Regions from separate parts of the Homo sapiens genome. Here region 2 is linked to region 1. The links are chromatin contacts, found by Hi-C or POLR2A ChIA-PET in ENCODE. All regions are on one chromosome and are shown on one strand. The core of a region is the stretch at or near the end of the contact, and the rest is flanking DNA. Distances in the headings are between cores, read along the strand shown.

Evidence for each region. Hi-C counts contacts between places; a loop is a spot of excess contacts on that map. ChIA-PET counts read pairs that join two places held with the same protein, here RNA polymerase II (POLR2A).
Region 2: a map of PC-9 shows a loop between it and region 1 (2.9-fold over the local background). The contact joins two enhancer-like sites. A Hi-C loop is called at or near these places in 1 of 168 maps with a recorded cell type or tissue (PC-9). POLR2A ChIA-PET finds 5 or more read pairs at or near these places in 1 of 52 experiments (MCF 10A).

What each region holds. Positions count from the first base shown.
Region 1 is chr2:58,106,179-58,110,763 of GRCh38, reverse strand. All of the region lies in intron 7 of VRK2 (VRK serine/threonine kinase 2), which reads right to left. Among named protein-coding and RNA genes, the nearest start is that of VRK2, 62 kb to the right of the region's middle. RefSeq lists a silencer at 996-1,290. Within about 2 kb of position 2,708, at least 6 of the 41 ENCODE cell types and tissues checked have a DNase peak (open chromatin) inside an H3K27ac peak, as active enhancers do; they include PC-9, where a contact is called at or near this core.
Region 2 is chr2:58,631,847-58,636,431 of GRCh38, reverse strand. All of the region lies in intron 1 of LINC01122 (long intergenic non-protein coding RNA 1122), which reads right to left. Among named protein-coding and RNA genes, the nearest start is that of LINC01122, 110 kb to the right of the region's middle. RefSeq lists an enhancer at 1,893-3,570. Within about 2 kb of position 2,176, at least 6 of the 41 ENCODE cell types and tissues checked have a DNase peak (open chromatin) inside an H3K27ac peak, as active enhancers do; they include PC-9, where a contact is called at or near this core.

The sequences.
Region 1 (4,585 bases), core at 1,459-3,958:
CCCTTTCCTTTCACAAGTGTCAGATCAACATCCCGCTCTGGAAGCCTTCCCTGTTCAATCCTGCTTCCTCCCCTTTTATCTTACATGGGCATTAGATTTCCTGCCTCCAAAAAGCCCTTGCCCTCCTAATTCTATCTCAGTATTAGCCTCCCCAAGAACCCCATTCTTGGCAAACAAGGTAAGGAAATTGAGGAGAAACAAAAAAGTACTGTATAATAATACAAAGCACAAATTTGTATCAAAACACAGTAGCATCTGTGAGGCTACATATATTTTTTAACAGATATGAATGATTCTTGTGAACATAAACATGCTGCTGCTTCATTCCATGCTTCATTCCCTTTTTGTCATATAGTTATTTTCGTAAATATGCATTTGATTTATTGTTAAGATTTTTGCATTATGGTATGTTATTGAAAAAATAGGAATATATTATGCCCTATTAAAATAAATGATTGCTTTCTGTTTTGAAGAAAAGCCTTTAAAGTTGCTACATACATGTATATACATGTTCTCCCCAATTTATGACAGAGGGGTCAATAAATCACAGCCTTGATTAAAGAATGGAATGAAGATGAAAAGCAAATTAGCCTTTGAGTATGATCATGAAAAACACAAGTTTCATATACTAAGCAGTCCGTCTAGAAAATCACCTTCATATTTCACCTGGCCAGATCACCTTCCTATTTCACTTGGCCAGATTTGTACACAGGTATGCCATATTCCCAAGTTCTACACTTAGTTAAGCCTGTACTTCCAGTCTTCTTTGCTTCCTGATGCTTGTAGGCTTTTACACCGCTTTATTTTTCCAGATGGATGGGTAAAGCTAATGATTAAAAAGAACCCTCTGATTTTGTGGGCAACAGAGTAAGACCCCATCTCCAAATATATATATATATTTACATACAGAAAGAAAGAACCCTGTGAAATCCTCTCTCTGGTGAGTTATAAGAGAATGGCCTTTATATGTAGAACCTGAAATGGTTTGGCTGTGTCTCCACCCAAAATCTCATCTTGAATTGTAATCTGAATTGTAATTCCCATGTGTTGAGGGAAGGACCCCTGGGAAGTGATTAGATCATGGGGGCGGTTCCCGCATGCTGTTCTTGTGATAGTGAGTGAATTCTCCTGAGATCTGATGGTTTTATAAGGGGCTTTTCACCCTTTCCCTCAGCACTTCTCTCTTGCCAGCATGTGAAGAAGGACATATTTGCTTCCCCTTCTGCCATGATAGCAGTTACCTGGGGCCTCCCCAGCCATGCAGAACTGTGAGTCAATTAAACCTCTTTTCTTTATAAATTACCCAGTTTTGGGTATTTTTTTTTTTTTCATAGCAGTATGGGAATGGACTACTACAGATCCTTTTAAGCACAAGGCAATTTACTGGGTTTTCACCTTGTCCACATGAATCTGCTATTTTAACAATGTACAAAGTTATTTAGCTTTTTTAAATTTATGCTTTGGCTCCACAGTTAAAGGCTGTAGGCTCCTAGGGGTTGAGGGACTGGGATAATGTCATATATACATTTTTGTATCCATAACAGCACCTACTCTAAGGCCTTCTGCACAGTTGGTTTGAATAAATTTTAATTGATTTAATTGATAATAATTAGACAAACTGAACTAAATTTTTTTAACAGATACCTGAGTGCCAAGCTTAACAGATACCTGAGTGCCAAGCATAATAAACAGGAAATATACACTTCAAAAAAGAAAAAGAAAAATGAATGCATACTTATCAAATACTTGCTGTAAGAGCATTAAGTACTTTACATAAGTCAAATCATTTAATCCTCATGACCCTAAGAAGTTATTTTAAGATCTTTTGAGAATGAGAAAAAAGGATGAGTAAGGGTAGGTGATCTATGTAAAACAAATAAATTCTAGTAACTGGCAAAGCTGAGATTTGAACCTAAATCAATCTGACCAGAAGTTCTGAGTTATTTTCCATGTGCCTCACATAGCAGAAAGGGAGATGGCATAAGCACATCTACAGGCCTAGAGGTAACATATACTCTGACAAAAGCATAAAAGTCTATGAAATTTTACAGCAAGGAAAGGCTATTTCTAACAGGGAGACTCAGAGAAAGAAGCAACATTTAAGTTGGGTACTGAATAATTTCTAAGACTTCCACAGATGGAGACAGGGAAGAAGAAACATACAAGAGGGCAACCAGAGCATGTGTCAGTGTGTGTTGAGGGCGGAGAAGTTGGTGGAAACACAACACAAGCCAGGAAAAAAAAAGAAAGAAAGAAAGAAAGGTTTGCATCAGTTTCCAGAGAGCCTTGGAAACCATGCTAAGAAGGTGGGGCACAATTTTTGTAAGCAAATAGATGTCACGGAAGGATTTTTCTGGCAAAGAATAATAATATCAGCACTGGCAGCATCATAAGGAGGAAATGGATGCAGAGAGTCCATTTAGGAGAATATAACAATACAGGCAATCAACAGGAACTCGGACTAGGACAGTGGTGAGCAGAAGGGAGACAAAGAAGAGATCCACGAGTTACTGGATAAGAGGGTTGAGAGAAAGAGAGTCAAAGACAACTCTGAAAACAGTGTAACTGGCTGAGTAAGTGATGATTCAATAAATAGAGAAAAAGAGAGTAAGAAGAGGAAGGAGAGATTTGGTAAGAAAATGACTCAATCACTTCTGTACCAAAAGCAAACTAGCTGACTGGTGACTAACACCCTAATCCAACTAGTTCCTGGTTTGTCCGTTTATGGAGGACTGAGTGACAGAGTAAAAGTTGATGGAAAGACGTAAAGGGCCTCTTTCCCAACAAGGGTAAAATCTGCTGCTTTCCTGCTTCTCACGCAACCGAGAATCCTGAGTAGCAAGCAGCCAGACTGGCTCAAATGGAAGCATTTCTCAATGCTTGATACGACGTTGATATAAGAAGTAGGAGAATGTAAGCTGAAGACAGGGAGAAAAACATTTGGAGCTGGCAGAGAAAGAAGCAGGACACTAATGTGAACAAATGTCACTGTCCACTGGGATGTGACCACACATTAAATCACATTTGTTTACTATTTTATGTCCACAATGAAGATTCACATGAGAGAATAGATGCATACACAGCTCTCAAAATGAGGTCTCTTATGAAGAACAATATTAAGTAAACTAATTTTTCCTGTTGTACAATATACCACCTTATAATTTAGACAATTTTGTACAATTAAATCTTCTTAATTAGCACACCTTGCTGTAATGAGAAATGTGTCCATTAAAGTCTCATAATGAGAGACTGATGAAAATTATACTAGGAAGAAAGTCACTATTCATGACTATTAAAAATGGCAAGCTAGACACCACTTTTTAAACTTCATAAATTGTTCCAGAAAATATCATGCGTAAAGAGAGAAGACCTTGAAACTGAATGGATTCACAAGAAACTGAAAAAGGCCAGTTACTTTGCAGTATGAACAGCATTGTAGTTAGCTGTTTTACAAAAAAAATAAAAGGTCTTCAATCAATAAAAAAGAAAAACCCACTGGGAAGAGTATATATATGTATTCAGCAACTTTAAAGCTTTTCTTTAAAACAAAAAGCCATCATTTATCTTATTTGAATAGGGAATAATATTTTCCTATCTTTCCACAAGATACCATAAGGCAAAAATCTTCACAATAAATTACATGCATACTTATGAAACCACTATATGACAAATGAAGCAGCAACATGTTTATGTTCACAAGAATCACTCATATCTGTTAAAACATGGATGTAGCCTCAAAGATGCTACTATGTTTTGATGCAAATTTGTGTTTTGTATTATCATACAGTACTTTTTTGTTTCTCCTCAATTTCCCTGCCTTGTTTGCCAATAATAAAACCCTACAAATGATACTAGTGCTTTATCACAATTCCATGTAGACAAAGTAACAGAACCTTAAAGAGGTGCTGGCTTACTTTTCAAATATGAGGTTTATTAGAATAAGCATGAAGATATAGTTTTCAAAACTATAGTTTATCTTTTATCTTTTAGTGAGCTGTAAAAAGCAGTTTCTGTTTTGATGGAAGCAACATGTGCTTATCCTTAAAAATAATCTGCTTTGTATGTTGGATCATTTTTTCCTCCTAGATCTTATAACTATCTATTCATATTTACAAACTGAAAATTTTATCCTTTCATATTTTTTGAGAGTGAAAGACTTAATGACATGCTCATGAAGTCATTATATTGGATAACCACCAGAAAAGCTGTGCCTCTATTACTGCGTCATTCCATCTACTGCCCCATTAGGACCAAGACTATGACTGCCTTAAATACTGCCATAAATTAAAGTATCAAAACAAAACCTTGATGTATATTTAGTAATATTATAAATGATAATAGCATTTTGACCTCATGATCTGCTTTTCTATTCTAACCTGGTTCTTTTAGCAAAACATCAAAGCCTGTTTGATTAAATAGGACTGTGACTTAACAGGCTTTCCAGACTTCTGGGGAAAATTCCCTCAATAGTTCATAGGCTAGCAGTTGCCTCTTTACTAAAAATACCTTCACCTATTATAGAAAATCTTTCCAATTACAGTCTATTTCCAACTTGTCCTTTTGACACAAGTTCTCAAGGATTATA
Region 2 (4,585 bases), core at 927-3,426, 530 kb before region 1:
TGAAAAAATACATTCTCTTGAATTATTTTTAATATTATAATGTTAAAGGAAACTTATTTGATCACTATAAAAATGCGAGAAGAAAAAGAATCAAAAATATAATTTTCAGTTTTTAAGAATCAGAAATTGTATACAAATAACATACAAAGGCATTTAACAGGGTCTTTTTAAGCTCGCAGCATTATTCACTCAGCCCTTGTCAAGTGCTTTCCTTTTTGCATGAGTTTGCCACCTCCCAGCAATGCAGTTTACTGTTGCATGTGATGGGGAAGAGACCTGTTTGTACTGTCACAATGGCCAATAAACCTGAGCTGGAGACTCTTCATTTTAAACCTAAAATAAATAACTAGATTTCATTTAAACCTCCCTGTGTGAACCACCACAATCTTCCTAGTCTTCACTAGCGGCTTTTAATGCCCAACTACTTAGGAATCACAAGAGTGTCGGAGTGTTTAGTGACTCTGATCCTCCCATCAGTAAACTGATCTGGTGATAAAATGGAAAGGGCCTTGTACTATTTGCATTTTTACTCAGTTTAGTCACAGATCACAAAATAAATTAGTAAATTGAGCAACAAGGCTTCCCATTTGCAAAACCCCAACGTTCAAAGTAATCATCTATGCTTAAATTCACAAATCCTTAAAAATGTAATAATTTCCCTGTCAACTAACAAAAATAACAGTGCTACAGCATTCATTTAGAACTCCCTGTATGCTAAAGGCCATGGCTGTGTTTGAATTTGGAATTTTAATATTTAATAAATGAATGGATTTTATAGGTAAATTTTCCTGACACCTTCGCCTCCTTCAAATATTTAGGACACATGATAAAGATGGGGGAGAAATTGAGGGGAGGTATCCGATAATTCAGCAGATTGACTAGTGCTCAAGTACACTCAAAGTTCAATAGACACTGGAATAATGTCACATTTAAGGTCTCTCAAGGCATGAGAGAGTTTAGCTTAGCTACTTGAGCCAACGTGATAGCCCAAGCAGGCTTGCCCCCTCATCACTGTCACTCAAGACAAAAACTGCAATGCTTAGAGATGGCAAGCTCATACCAAATGCTACAAAAATTTTCAAACTCAAAATATTATTGCTCTGTAATAGAGGCTGGAGTGACTCACAAAGACACTAACATTCTCAGTTTAGAGTAGAAAACTTGATCAAGGACTTCGGAGGAAAGCCTATCTTATTGGGAATATGCAATAGTTTTTCTGTCTGCACAGTGCTCCAGGCGAGGTCTCATCTCACAGTGGCCTTAAGGAGAAATAAAGGAGATGAGTCACCACCACTGGGATTTTAACTGGCACCCTGGGAAACAGGTTTGCAAATGCTGAAACCAAAGCTCCAGAACTTCATTTCTTTCTTAAAAAAAAAAAAAAAAAAAAGACTGGCGGGTTGGGGTGGGGGTGGTGGGGCTCTCGAGTGGAATCAAATCCAGGCTGTTGTGGTAAGAAAGCCCATGACAAACCTTTGGCCCACCTAAGATGAGTTAATTATAATATACAGTAGTAAAAAGTACAAAAGCCCTGGGTTTGCCCCAGGCTATGCAATATCTTTATCAACATCACTGCAGCATGAAATGCACAACTTTGAGTCTGTAATAATGGTATCAGGTAGCCAATTAAATGTAATGGGAAGAGGAAGCTAAACAAAACATAGAGGGCAGGGAGGAGAAAAGCTAATACCCAAACTACTTCAAAATATCCAAGTTATTCTGTTTCAACCAAATCACTGAACACTAGAAGCAGGTCAACACTGAACTTCATCTACTGAAATTCAAACATCAGACCAAACTATTTTTATTGTACTTAATTTCTACCAATAGTTGTGAAACAGCAAACATGCTATAGGGAACATGGTACATGATCTAATAAATATAATACAGTGGCTGCAATAAGCACAAGTGAGACTAACTAGCTCATGGTTTTACTGGTAACTAGTTTGTTTTTAATAACCACAAGTTTAAAATATAACTTAGTGTTGATTTTTTTAAAGCTCTCAAAGGTAAATATAAGTAAATAAACAAATAAATGAACAGATAATAAATCATAGCAACAATATAACTCTAGGAGAGAAAAACTTGTCTAGTGAGATATTTTATGTGTCATAAAAACAAAGATGAAAAGTACTATTACTTGAGGTTGAAACACATTGTTTCTGAAAATATAATGTGACTCCACGTGACCTCTACTACCGTGTGCAAACAAGAAAAAACAAAGCAAAAACAAAAAATTCCTATCTGATTCATCATAACACATTCCTTCCTGATGCTAATCTCATCTCTTCACTGTGCTACTCCGCAATAATAGTGGTCATCTAAGTCCTGTTAATCCTTTTAGCAAGCACTAATAATTATGCATTAGTACAAATAACATTGAAGCCTTTTTTCAAATAATTACATATATAATGAATGTATCTTTTAAAAGTTGTTTACAGCTAATTAACCAATGAATAATTGTTTTCTCTTCCTGAACAGGGAAAGCTTATCTTAGAGTCACAGTTAAAAATGCTTTTTTTCCAGTTTTACAGATGTTGTTAGCAATTAAAACTGTTAAAACACTATTAAAAAGAACTCCTTGTATTAAAGGGCTTACTCATCCCAGTTGTTGTGGTTTCTCAACTACTGCATCTTTTAAAATCATTTCCAGTTTGAAAGGGCACTGGTGGCTCCAAACCCAACAGACCTCTTTGTAAATAGTTCAGATCCTTCAGTATCACAACACAGTTTGCTTGTTGCTATATGACTAGTTTAATTGTGGGCTGTAATAAAGGTCATAATTAATATCCCAACACAGACACTAACAAACAATTTTAAATTGCCAGCATAATCAAATGATGCAAACATCTATGAGCTACAAAAGTTCATTGCCGCAACTGACAATTTCTTAATTGTATTCAGTCATTCATGGAAATTTTATTAACATCGAACTGATGTATCCTGCCCTTACTCTGTCACAACACCAGGGATCTAATTTCATTATTTTCCACAAGATTTGCTTGACTACTGCCATGATTCTAATATTGCTTTAGTCCAGATGTTTATGCTATTTAAATTAGGAAGAAAAGCCTTTTGGGTAAACACAATTAAAGAAGTTTTTTTTCAAATTTAGTTTAACAAACTTCTTTTAATTAATGCATATAGCTGCAATGTTGAGGCTTTTTCACTGATTTTATGTTCATTTCCTACTGTGTGCAACATATATTGAGTGTACAGCTACAGCTAAATATAACCAACCACCTTTTAATTTTTCACTTACTTCTGAGTGCTCATTAAGGTGAAAAATAGAAGCACATGACTGCACTTTTAACTTTAATCAATCTCAGGTGTGTGTGTGTGTGAATGTGCATATGTGTGTGTCTGTATGCACAAGTTGCATCCATGGAGACATACAGGTCACAAATACACAGAAATACCTATATATAAAACTCTAGATAAATCTATCTGATATTTGGTCACCTTAAAAATTCCCCTTTTTATTCATTTTTTTTTTTGCAAAATAATCCCATAGTAATAAGTGTATTTAGCAACTCCCAGTAGTCTAAAATCGAATGATGTTTTCAATGCATTGAGAAGTCTTAGGAAAAAAACAGTAACAAAAAACAAAAAACTCTGTTAATGGATTACTGATGCAATTTGTTTTCATGAGAGGAGCTTCTGCCATCTCATAGGAGCTTAGTTCTAATAAATAAATAAGATCTTTGTTCTCTTAGGTAATCATTTTCATTCATTGGCTTCCTTATTTAAGTGATTATAATAGCTCAGAAATACTGGCAGGCTGTTTAATAGTGGAAAGCTAATACATTTACATCACTTTTGAAAAAAGTGTTACGGTCAAAATGCCTATGTGTAGCAAATGGATATTGTACTACTCTTAGAATAACATTATTTATAAACAATATTAAATTATTAAATCGACATCCAAGGAATGTCATCTCCTATTTAATGGTGTATGCAGATGCTACAGAATGTTTCATGAAAGTATCGGCACCTTCAATGTTTATTAAACCAATGAACTAACCAAATTTGGGCAATCTGAATAAACCATAGTGTTTCCATGTAAAACAGAACCTCAGAGATACTTCAAAATCATCTGTAAGAATGTCAGTGACAAGAATTTTAAGCTTACCTTGTTTTAATATCTTATTTCAATTCTGATATCAGCACAATCAATTACACAACTTCAACTAACTGATGAAACTCCCCCAAGTATATCTGAGAAAAACCAATAAAATTTCCTCTAAGATCTAGGCTTGAAATGTCTCAATATTTCACAAGCACAGGGATATTTACAAACAATGGCAACATCTGCTATCACTCTAAAATCATGCCTGCTTCCATTTATCTGGAAGAGGTTAGAATTTTCTCAATCCATAAAATCTTTTCCTCAACAGGAGTTTGGATGGCGCATAATATCACTTTAGTGATGGGTTTCTCTTACTACTATTATTTCCCTGTGACTACATTGATTAGGAATGGCTATTTCTTGGACATCTTATATTACCTAAAAAATCCGCCTGCTAAGAAACTCCCATTGAGTAAAACACTTCCCTTCATTTTAAAAACTACATAACAAAATGAA